Regions from separate parts of the Homo sapiens genome. Here region 1 is linked to region 2. A link is a contact called in ENCODE Hi-C or POLR2A ChIA-PET data. All regions are on one chromosome and are shown on one strand. Each heading gives the region's core, a stretch centred on a gene start or an enhancer-like site at or near the end of the contact. The rest is flanking DNA. Distances are from core to core; before and after follow the strand shown. Region 1 overlaps SAMD10 (sterile alpha motif domain containing 10). Region 2 overlaps ZBTB46 (zinc finger and BTB domain containing 46).

Region 1 (4,257 bases), core at 1,242-3,741, 220 kb after region 2:
CCTGGGTTCATGCCATTCTCCTGCCTCAGCCAACCAAGTAGCTGGAACTACAGGCGCCCACCACCACGCCCGGCTAATTTTTTTGTATTTTTAGTAGAGACGGAGTTTCACCCTGTTAGCCAGGATGGTCTCAATCTCCTGACCTCGTGATCCGCCCACCTCGGCCTCCCAAAGTGCTGGGATTACAGGCGTGAGCCACTGCCCCTGGCCTTAGGAGGGCCATTCTTACCTGTTCACAGCACCCATCTCCCAGGGAAGGCCTCAGGCCTCAGGAGGGAAGAGTCAAGGAGACTCTGGGTTTTCATCTTGTGCCCATAGAGCATTTTTTTTTTTTTTTTTTTGAGATGGAGTCTCTCTCTGTTGCCCAGGCTGGACTGCAGTGGCGCCATCTCTGCTCACTGCAACCTCCGCCTCCTGGGTTCAAGCAATTCTGCCTCAGCCCCCTGAGTAGCTGGGATTACAGGCACGTGCCACCATACCCAGCTGATTTTTTGTATTTTTAGTAGAGACGGGGTTTTACCAAGCTGGCCAGGCTGGTCTCGAACTCCTGACCTCGTGATCCACCCACCTCGGCCTCCCAAAGTGCTGGAATTACAGGCATGCGCCACCGCACCCAGCCAGCATTTTTTTTAAAACCATGTGCATATATTACTTTTATAATTAAAACAGACTTTTAAAAGTTTCGTAATGCCCCTTTTTGCATACTACAAATATTCTGGACTCCTTAAAATTGATGTGGGCTGGAAGTTGCTAGTCAGGAAATGGAACTACCAGGTGTGCCTCCTTCGCTGGGGCCCTTCCGGCCCAGTCGGCCCCTTTCCCTGTACCCCGTGGAGCAAGCTCAGAGGCACTGCTAGGGGGTTGGGCAGTAAGATTTTTGCCTTTCCTCAAAGGGGCCTGGGATCTGCTTCACTCAAGGCTGGTGCAGAGCACTCACATGGAGATTGGAGGTTGGCTCTTATAGAAGAGGCAGTCAGTCAATCCTTCCTTCGGGAATCTGAGTCAGAGAGGCCAGTGCACACCAGCCTGTGTGACCCGAGGAGGAAGGGGAGGGCATTCCCTGTGAGGCTAGCGTCATCACGTCCTTCCCTTGTTGACCTTTCCCACCCTGGGGACGGGACCAGCAGGATTTCCTGAGGGGTCAGTGTGTGTCCCCTTAGGTGCAGCCAAGGCCGTCAGCTCTCCCTGTGTAAGTCTGGGTGTCCATACATGCGACCTGTTTGGACATTGCCGTGTCAGGATATGACAGTGTCCCATGCTAGGTGAGACCAATGCCTGTCTGTATTTTAGCATCTGGGCGACTAGACCTCAGGGTACCTGGGGACGATGTGTCTGGATTTCAGTATCCATGTGTCCAGGCTGCGGCATGTCTCAGTGTCAGGGTGCTGGTGAGGGACGGCTGTTTTCTGTGAGCATCTACATGCCAGGGTGTCGTGGAATACAGTGTGTTTGTGTGCACCGGGGATGTGCCGTGTCCCATGTGTTTCTATGTGTTAGGAGGTCGTTGTGTGTCTGCATGCTAGTATTTGTGTATTTGTGTAATGACATCTTTGTATGGGGGCATGCTGTTACATACCTTTGTGTCTGTGTGCCTGGCCAACTACATGCATGTGTTTGTGTGTGTTGGTGTTTGCTGGTGTCAGTGTCATTGAGTCTCTGTGTGTGGTTTATGCTCTTATGTGTCTGATTGCTGTGTGTGTGTGGTGTGTGTGTGTGTGTGTGTGTGTGCTGTGATCTGTGTTTGAGACAGGGTCTTGCTCTGTTGCCCAGGCTGGAGTGCAGTTGTGTGGTTAGAGCTCACTGTGCCTTGAACTCCTGGGCTCAAGGAATCTTCCTGCCTCAGCCTCCCAAGTAGCTGGGACTACGGGTATGCGCCACCATGCCTGGCTAGTTTCAAAAGTTTTTTGTAGAGATGGGGTCTTGCTATGTCACACAGGCTGGTCTTGAACTCCTGGCCTTCAGCGACACTCCTGCCTTGGTCTCCCACAGTGCTGGGATTGCAGGCGTGAGCCACCGTACCAGGCCAGATGTTTGTGTTTTATCCCTGAACGTGTGAATGGGATCTTATTGGGAAAAGGGTATTTGCAGATGTGATGAAAGATCTTGTGATGAGGAGATTATCCTGTATTACCCAGGTGGCCCCAAATCCAAGCATCCTTATAAGAGAGAGACAGAGGGAGATTTGAGAGACAGAAGAGGAGGAGGTGATCTGATTACAGAGGCGGAGACGGGTAATGCCCATGCGCCCGAGTTCCCCCGGCAGCCACTGGAAGCTGGAGAGGTGAGGAGTCGCCCCAGGAGGCCCTGAGGGAGCTGGATTTTGGACTGCGGCCTCCAGAACTCCAGAGAGAATGAATGTCTGCTGTTCTCAGCACCCCTCCGTGGTCCTCTGTCACGGCAGCCGCGGGACCCTCACGCGCTGTCTGGGCCGTCCCTTCCAGCGTGTCGGGCGTTGTGTCCAGCACTGGGGACCGCCCACAGGCGTGACTTGAGCCCTGTTTCCAGCCTCTGCGCGGGGTTGCCCAGACGCCCCTCCAGGGCGTGACGCCACTGCCCCCTGGTGGCCGCGGCTGCCCAGACGCCCTCTCCTCGCAGACCCAGCACCGCCAGCACTTGGGAACCAGCTTTATTTCTGATTTTTTTTTTTTGTCAGAGTATAAAAAAGTGAGTGCAGCAAAACAAGGAAGACGAGACAGGCGTGCGTGGGCCAGGGCAAGACAGAGGAGAAGGGAGGGAAGCAGAGGCAGAAGGGCCCCTTGGGCGAAGGCTGATGGTGGGAGGCGGGCAGAATACTTGCGCAGCCACACAGGGGCAGGGATGAGGGTCTCCCCGTGGTGGGGGCTTACAGGATGGGAGCGGCCAGGCCAGTTGTCCAAATTCCACCTGGGACCTGCAGTGACCAGCCTCGAGTCTGGAGGCTCAAAGCACACAGAGGGGACTAGGGGCTCAGCCTCATCTGTCCCTGAGATTTTCAGAAGCCACAGGGGGACTGGGAGAGGGCAGAGGCGCAAGAGGGTGGAGGCGGCTAGGGCCGCCCTCACTGTCCTTCCGCCAGGCAGCACCAGCCCCAAACCACCCAGAGAGGGGTTGCTCAGGCCTCTGGGAGGGTGTAAGGGGAGTGGCCCTGGGAAGGCCTCTCCCCTGAATCCAGGCCTTCTTGGGAAAGCAGCAATGGGAAGGCCCACGCACAAGGCCCTTGTTCTTGAGGGCGAGGGGGGAAGACCATAAAAGCAAGATTTTCCCAAAGATAGGGCAGGGAGCACTGCTAAGCCTGGGCCCTGGGCGCGGAGCCACCTGGACAGGGCTGGGGTTCTCGTTGTGCCACATTTTGTCTCTGGCGCTTGGTCAATCTGGTCCTTTCTCAGCTTTACTTCTCATGAATAGAGGGGGTGTGGTGACGATGTATAAATAATGATGAAAGTGCTTGGCATGGTGCCCGTTAGGCGGGTGCTGATGGCCACTACTCTAGATGATGGGTTGGCCTGCTGGGCCCTGGCAGGTGCATGGGCACAAGCCACAGGGAGCCGAGGCAGCTTATGGTACCTGTGTGGGCCAACCTGGAGGTGCTGGGGAACGACCTAGAACTGGGCTGGGTGGGTGGACAGACAAGTGACTCAGCAGGCGATGGGGGACCGACATCACGTGGAGAGGGGAATGTAAATAAACAGACTCCCTGGGAGTCTAGGGGGGACATCCAAACCGGTTCTGGCTCCAGGCAGCTGCCCCACATGCTGCCAGCTGCACCAGGGGAGGGCTTGGGCTCAGGTCCCAGGAGGTGGGGCCACACTCAAGCAGCCCCCTACCCACCCAGCCCCAGGGCACGACCTGGAATGTCCAACCAGAGGCGCCTGGAGGTGTGATCCTGGTCCTGTCTGTCCGTTGGGCCAGCCTGGCCGCCCCGGCATCCCGCAGGGTCCAAGAGGCGCTGCGGGGCCAGCTTGGCCTCCTCCCTAGCCGTGGACTCCCATCACAGTGCTGGGGTCTGGGTTCAAGCCTCAGCAGCAGCTAGGACATTTTCCCGAAGGAAGCTGTGTGATGGAAGAGGGTGAGAATGGGGTGGGGTCTTTGGCATCATCTGCATTAGGGCGCTTACTGGGGCCTGCAGCCGACCTCCTGAGGTCATCCCACCCCACACTCAGAGGGGCTTCTCCATCAGCCCCCAGGCCTCTCTGGCACCTCACACTGACCTTGGCTGAGCAGCTGCAGGCTCCGCCCCTCCTCACGCACCTGCAGGCGGAGCACCTGCTGCAGCACCTC
Region 2 (4,281 bases), core at 1,249-3,748:
TTGAGGGCAGAGGTGCCTGTAACTTCTTCCACAAAGCCGGGAACCATAAAGACCTCACTTCTCAAATGTCTGCTTCCAGAGCAACTGTGTGAGCTCTAAGCCTGGACCGGGATGGGCGCTGTCCAGGGATGTGAGACCTTCAGGGGCAGCTGGTGGCTTTCAGGGCCAGGGCAGCACCACACAGCACACCTCAGATGCCCAAACACGCTAACCCTAGAAACAGAGCCTCAGACAACTTGGTGCCAGAACTGCTCCTTTGGGCTTTTGTTTTGCTGTATTTTATTTATTTATTTTTTTGAAACAGAGTCTCGCTCTGTCACCCAGGCTGGAGTGTAGTGTTGCCATCTCGGCTCACTGCCAGCTCCGCCTCCCGGGTTCATACCATTCTCCTGCCTCAGCCTCCCAAGTAGCTGGGACTACAGGCACCCGCCACCACGCCCAGCTAATTTTTTGTATTTTTAGTAGAGACGGGGTTTCACCGTGTTAGCCAGGATGGTCTCGATCTCCTGACCTCGTGATCTGCCCGCCTTGGCCTCCCAAAGTGCTGGGATTACAGGCGTCAGCCACCGCGCCCAGCCTGTTTTGCTGTATTTTAAACCAAGGACTTCCAGAACAAAAATTCAAGACAAGCCACAGTAGAAACTTCCCAGCACAGTAACCTGGTGCACACAGGCCCAGGAAGGGTTGGAGCGGGGCTAGTGAAAAACACTGAGGCCCCTTGAGGCCTAGGCTCCCATGTGTGCAGGGGCCAGGGCACCTGAGGAGGCAGCAGGGGCAGCTTGGGGTGGCACAGGGACCATGTGGCCAGGGCTGGATGGCTGGGAACTCATGCAAATGGGCAAATGCCCTGGAAGGAAGCAAGAAGGAAGACGGGACACCTTGGCAGCCCGCCCAGGCTCTGGGGCACTGTGGCTGCAAGAGCACGGCTGGCCCACCCTCCAAATGTGGCCCTGCCAAGGCATGGGGGGCCCTGCCCCAGCCACTGGTGCTCTTCCTGGAGCGGGTGGAGGGGCCACCCAGGCCAGGGAAGGGCTGACAGTGCTCGTAAGTGCCATCGTGAAAGTGGAGGCTGGACCGGCTAGAGCTGCTGTCTCACACTCGGGTCTCCACGCTCTCAGGTCCAGGACCCCAGAGAAGGCCACACACAGAGCCTCTCCTCAGAAAAAGTCAAGCCCCATATGCTTGCTTGTGTTTGTTGTTCTTTAGAGACAGGGTCTCACTCTGTTGCCCAGGCTGGAGTGCAGTGGTGCAATCACAGCTCACTGCAGCCTGGACCTCACTGGGCTCAGGTGATCGTCCTGCCTCAGCCTCTCAAGTAGCTGGGACCACACTTGGCTAACTTTTTTTTTTTTTTAATTTTTTGTAGAGACAGAGTCTCGCAATTTTGCCCAGGCTGGTCTCAAACTCCTGGCCTCAAGCTATTCTCCTGCCCCAGCCTCCCGAAGTGCTAGGATTACAGGCATGTGCCACCACACTTGGCTTTCCATATGTTATAAGTACATTTTCCAGGGAATTATGACCCCCTGAAGCCCAATCATGAACCCCAGGACAAAAATCCCAGCCCTGGTCGGACACAGTGGCTCACACCTGTAATCCCAGCACTTTGGGAAGCAGAGGCAAGTGGCTCACTTGAGGCCAGGAGTTCGGGACTAGCCTGGGCAACACAGCGAAATCCCATCACCACAAAACGCAAAAATTAGCTGAGCATGTTGGTGCACACCTGTAGTCCCAGCTACTTGGGAGGCTGAGGTGGGAGGATCGCTTGAGCCCGGGAGGTCAAAGTTGTAGTGAGCTGTGTCACGCCACTGCACTCCAGCCTGGGTAACACAGTGAAACCCTGTCTCAAAAAAAAAACAAAAAAACAAACCCTAACCCTATCCAACGAGAAGGAACAGGCAGCCACACTGAACCTCAAACAGGATCAAAACGTTTACTGAGAGGTTAATACGGATTTGCTGAAGAAAGACGTTGCAATCCATGTTGTTAAAACGTGTTAGCACCTATCAGTTTAAAAAACAAGATGCGATTTTCTCTGAATAGGAAACATGTCGGCCTGGTGCAGCTACCCCTCCCCCCGCCCCCGCGGCTTTTTATAAGTGGTTTGTAAGATCAGCCCTGTGGCCTGTGTGAACAGAAGCACATCCTCCGCTACGGAAAACAAGGCTGGGGCCCCGGCGGCTCCGCGTGGATGTGGGTCTGCTTCTGGCCTTGCAGACCTGCCATCTCGTGGTCCAGGGGCCCCCTCCCAGGACTGTTCCTTCTCTACTGTCCTCCACCTCGCAAAGGCAAATGTGGGGGCATCAGGGAAGGCCAGAGCCCAGCACTAAGCCCCGCTCCATATCCACTCCAGCACACATCCCAGGCGGCATCCGAGGGCCTGGAGTGGCCCTTCGCCCACAGCCGGCCAGGCAAACACGGGGAGGCCAGGGCCCTGCACCCCTCTAGCTCTGCAGCTTGACCTCAGGGAGCTCCCACAGGGGTCGTTACCCCAAATGGGTATCCACCACTGCACTGGAAAAGCAGCAACCAACAGAACCTGACCTCTGGCGCTCGGTTCCGCCCCCCAGTGGGTCTCCCCATAAAGCCCCGCCCCCCGGTGGGTCTCCCCATGAAGCCCCGCCCCCCGGTGGGTCTCCCCATAAAGCCCCGCCCCCCGGTGGGTCGCACCATGAAGCCCCGCCCCCCGGTGGGTCTCCCATGAAGCCCCGCCCCCCGGTGGGTCTCCCCATGAAGCCCCGCCCCCGGTGGGTCTCCCCATGAAGCCCCGCCCCCCGGTGGGTCTCCCATGAAGCCCCGCCCCCCGGTGGGTCTCCCGGTGGAGCTCGGCTCCTGCAGGTCCGCTCCGGAACCTGCTGACTCTCCTGCGATTCCTAAACTGGCAGCGATGCTCCAGAGCCTCTTCCGCCCCGACAGCAGCCCCACCTCTGCCCGGAGCCCGGGGCGCCTCCACTGCCTCTCCTCACACAGCTGCCCGCCGCGAGCTCCCCCTGCACCCTGCGCCTCGGGGTGGGCGTTCCAGGACTCCCCGAACCCTTGGGGCCGCCCCGCTCTGGGCTGCCTGTGCCCCACCCGCCTCACTGGTTGATCTCACCCACTTGAGATGCCCTCGCCAGGCCTTTTTTGGCAAATCTGCCTCCCTGTTCCCAGGCTGCCTTTTTCTATTATTTCCTCCCCAAGCAAATCCATCCACTCCACACCTGCTACCTGACAACGACCTGCCAGTGCTGAGCTCCAGGGTGGGCGCGGTGGGTGCAGACAGGTCGGCAGGCACAAGGACAGGGTTCTCCCTCCCGAGGCAGGGCGGGGGCGGGGGGGCGCAGAGGTGGCTGAGGGTTGGGGGCTCCAAGCAGAGCGAGCTGAGTTTGCCGAGGCCTGGCTGCCTTGGCGGCCAGCAGGTGAGCAGGGTGGGCCGAAGCCTCTGCAGGGGCCATGTGGCCCAGCCACACCCAGGAGGCCGGGGCAGAGCAGACAGGGGCCCGGGGCGGATCTCCCTGCCCTGCTGTCGTCCCCCCTGTGCAGAGTGGACCCGGTGTGGGGTCCGGGGCGGTCTGCGCCCTCATCAGGACCCGCCTGCCCGGACATCGTGGCCACGCGCAGCGCGCGGCACGCGGACCCTCCCCGCACTCACCAGCGTGTGGCGCTTCATGTGCTCGCGCCGCGTGAACTTCTTCCCGCAGATCTCGCAGGGGTAGGGCCGCTCTCCCGTGTGCGAGCGCATGTGTCGCTTGAGGATGCACTGGTGCATGGCCGAGAAGCTGCAGTACGGACACTTGAACTTCTTCCTGATCACCGTGAACTCATTCACTGAAAGAGAGGGACCCGCGAGGCGTCAGCAGGGCTTGGGATGTACCGCCCTGCGGCCCACAGACCACGGCTGCACGCCGCAGCCCAGCAGCCAGGACGGGCTGTCTCCCACGGCCACCCACTGGGGGCTGGTCAGCACTGCGACAGGCCAGGCTCCCCCACCATCTGCATAAATTGTCCCACCCACTGTCTGGCAGGGGCGGTGCCAGCAAGGCTGAGCCCCAGGGAGCTCAGGAGCCCCAGCTCTCAGGAGATCTTTCCATCCAGGCCAAAGGCAGGAGGCAAGGGGTAAGAACGGCCAATGCTGAACACAGTGCCCGGTCCCTGCAGGACCCTCCTTCCAGCCCTCAGACCCCACTGGGCATGTGTGGGTAGCAGGCCCTGGGCGTGGTGTCCGATCAGACGCCTCCCTGGAGGCAGAGAAGAAACAAACACTGTGGAGTAATACGGACCCAAAAGTGTGCAGGCGAAATGGGA

Evidence for each region. A loop is a pair of places that touch in the nucleus more often than their neighbours do. ChIA-PET counts read pairs that join two places held with the same protein, here RNA polymerase II (POLR2A). Pooled maps may share reads with other maps.
Region 1: POLR2A ChIA-PET joins it to region 2 with 11 read pairs in H1. The contact joins two enhancer-like sites. A Hi-C loop is called at or near these places in 1 of 168 maps with a recorded cell type or tissue (prostate gland), 1 of 37 single-sample maps with no recorded cell type and 5 of 50 pooled maps. POLR2A ChIA-PET finds 5 or more read pairs at or near these places in 9 of 52 experiments (A549, Caco-2, H1 and 5 more).

Annotation. Positions count from the first base shown.
Region 1 is chr20:63,971,505-63,975,761 of GRCh38, forward strand. SAMD10 (sterile alpha motif domain containing 10) reads right to left here. Exons shown (of 5, transcript NM_080621.5): 4 at 4,188-4,257; 5 at 2,612-4,028. The coding sequence ends at 4,006. Among named protein-coding and RNA genes, the nearest start is that of ZNF512B, 3.7 kb to the left of the region's middle. Within about 2 kb of position 2,492, at least 13 of the 41 ENCODE cell types and tissues checked have a DNase peak (open chromatin) inside an H3K27ac peak, as active enhancers do.
Region 2 is chr20:63,749,058-63,753,338 of GRCh38, forward strand. It overlaps ZBTB46 (zinc finger and BTB domain containing 46), which reads right to left. Exons shown (of 5, transcript NM_001369741.1): 4 at 3,629-3,804. Among named protein-coding and RNA genes, the nearest start is that of ZBTB46-AS2, 7.4 kb to the left of the region's middle. RefSeq lists enhancers at 2,734-3,684, 3,685-4,281. Within about 2 kb of position 2,499, at least 4 of the 41 ENCODE cell types and tissues checked have a DNase peak (open chromatin) inside an H3K27ac peak, as active enhancers do.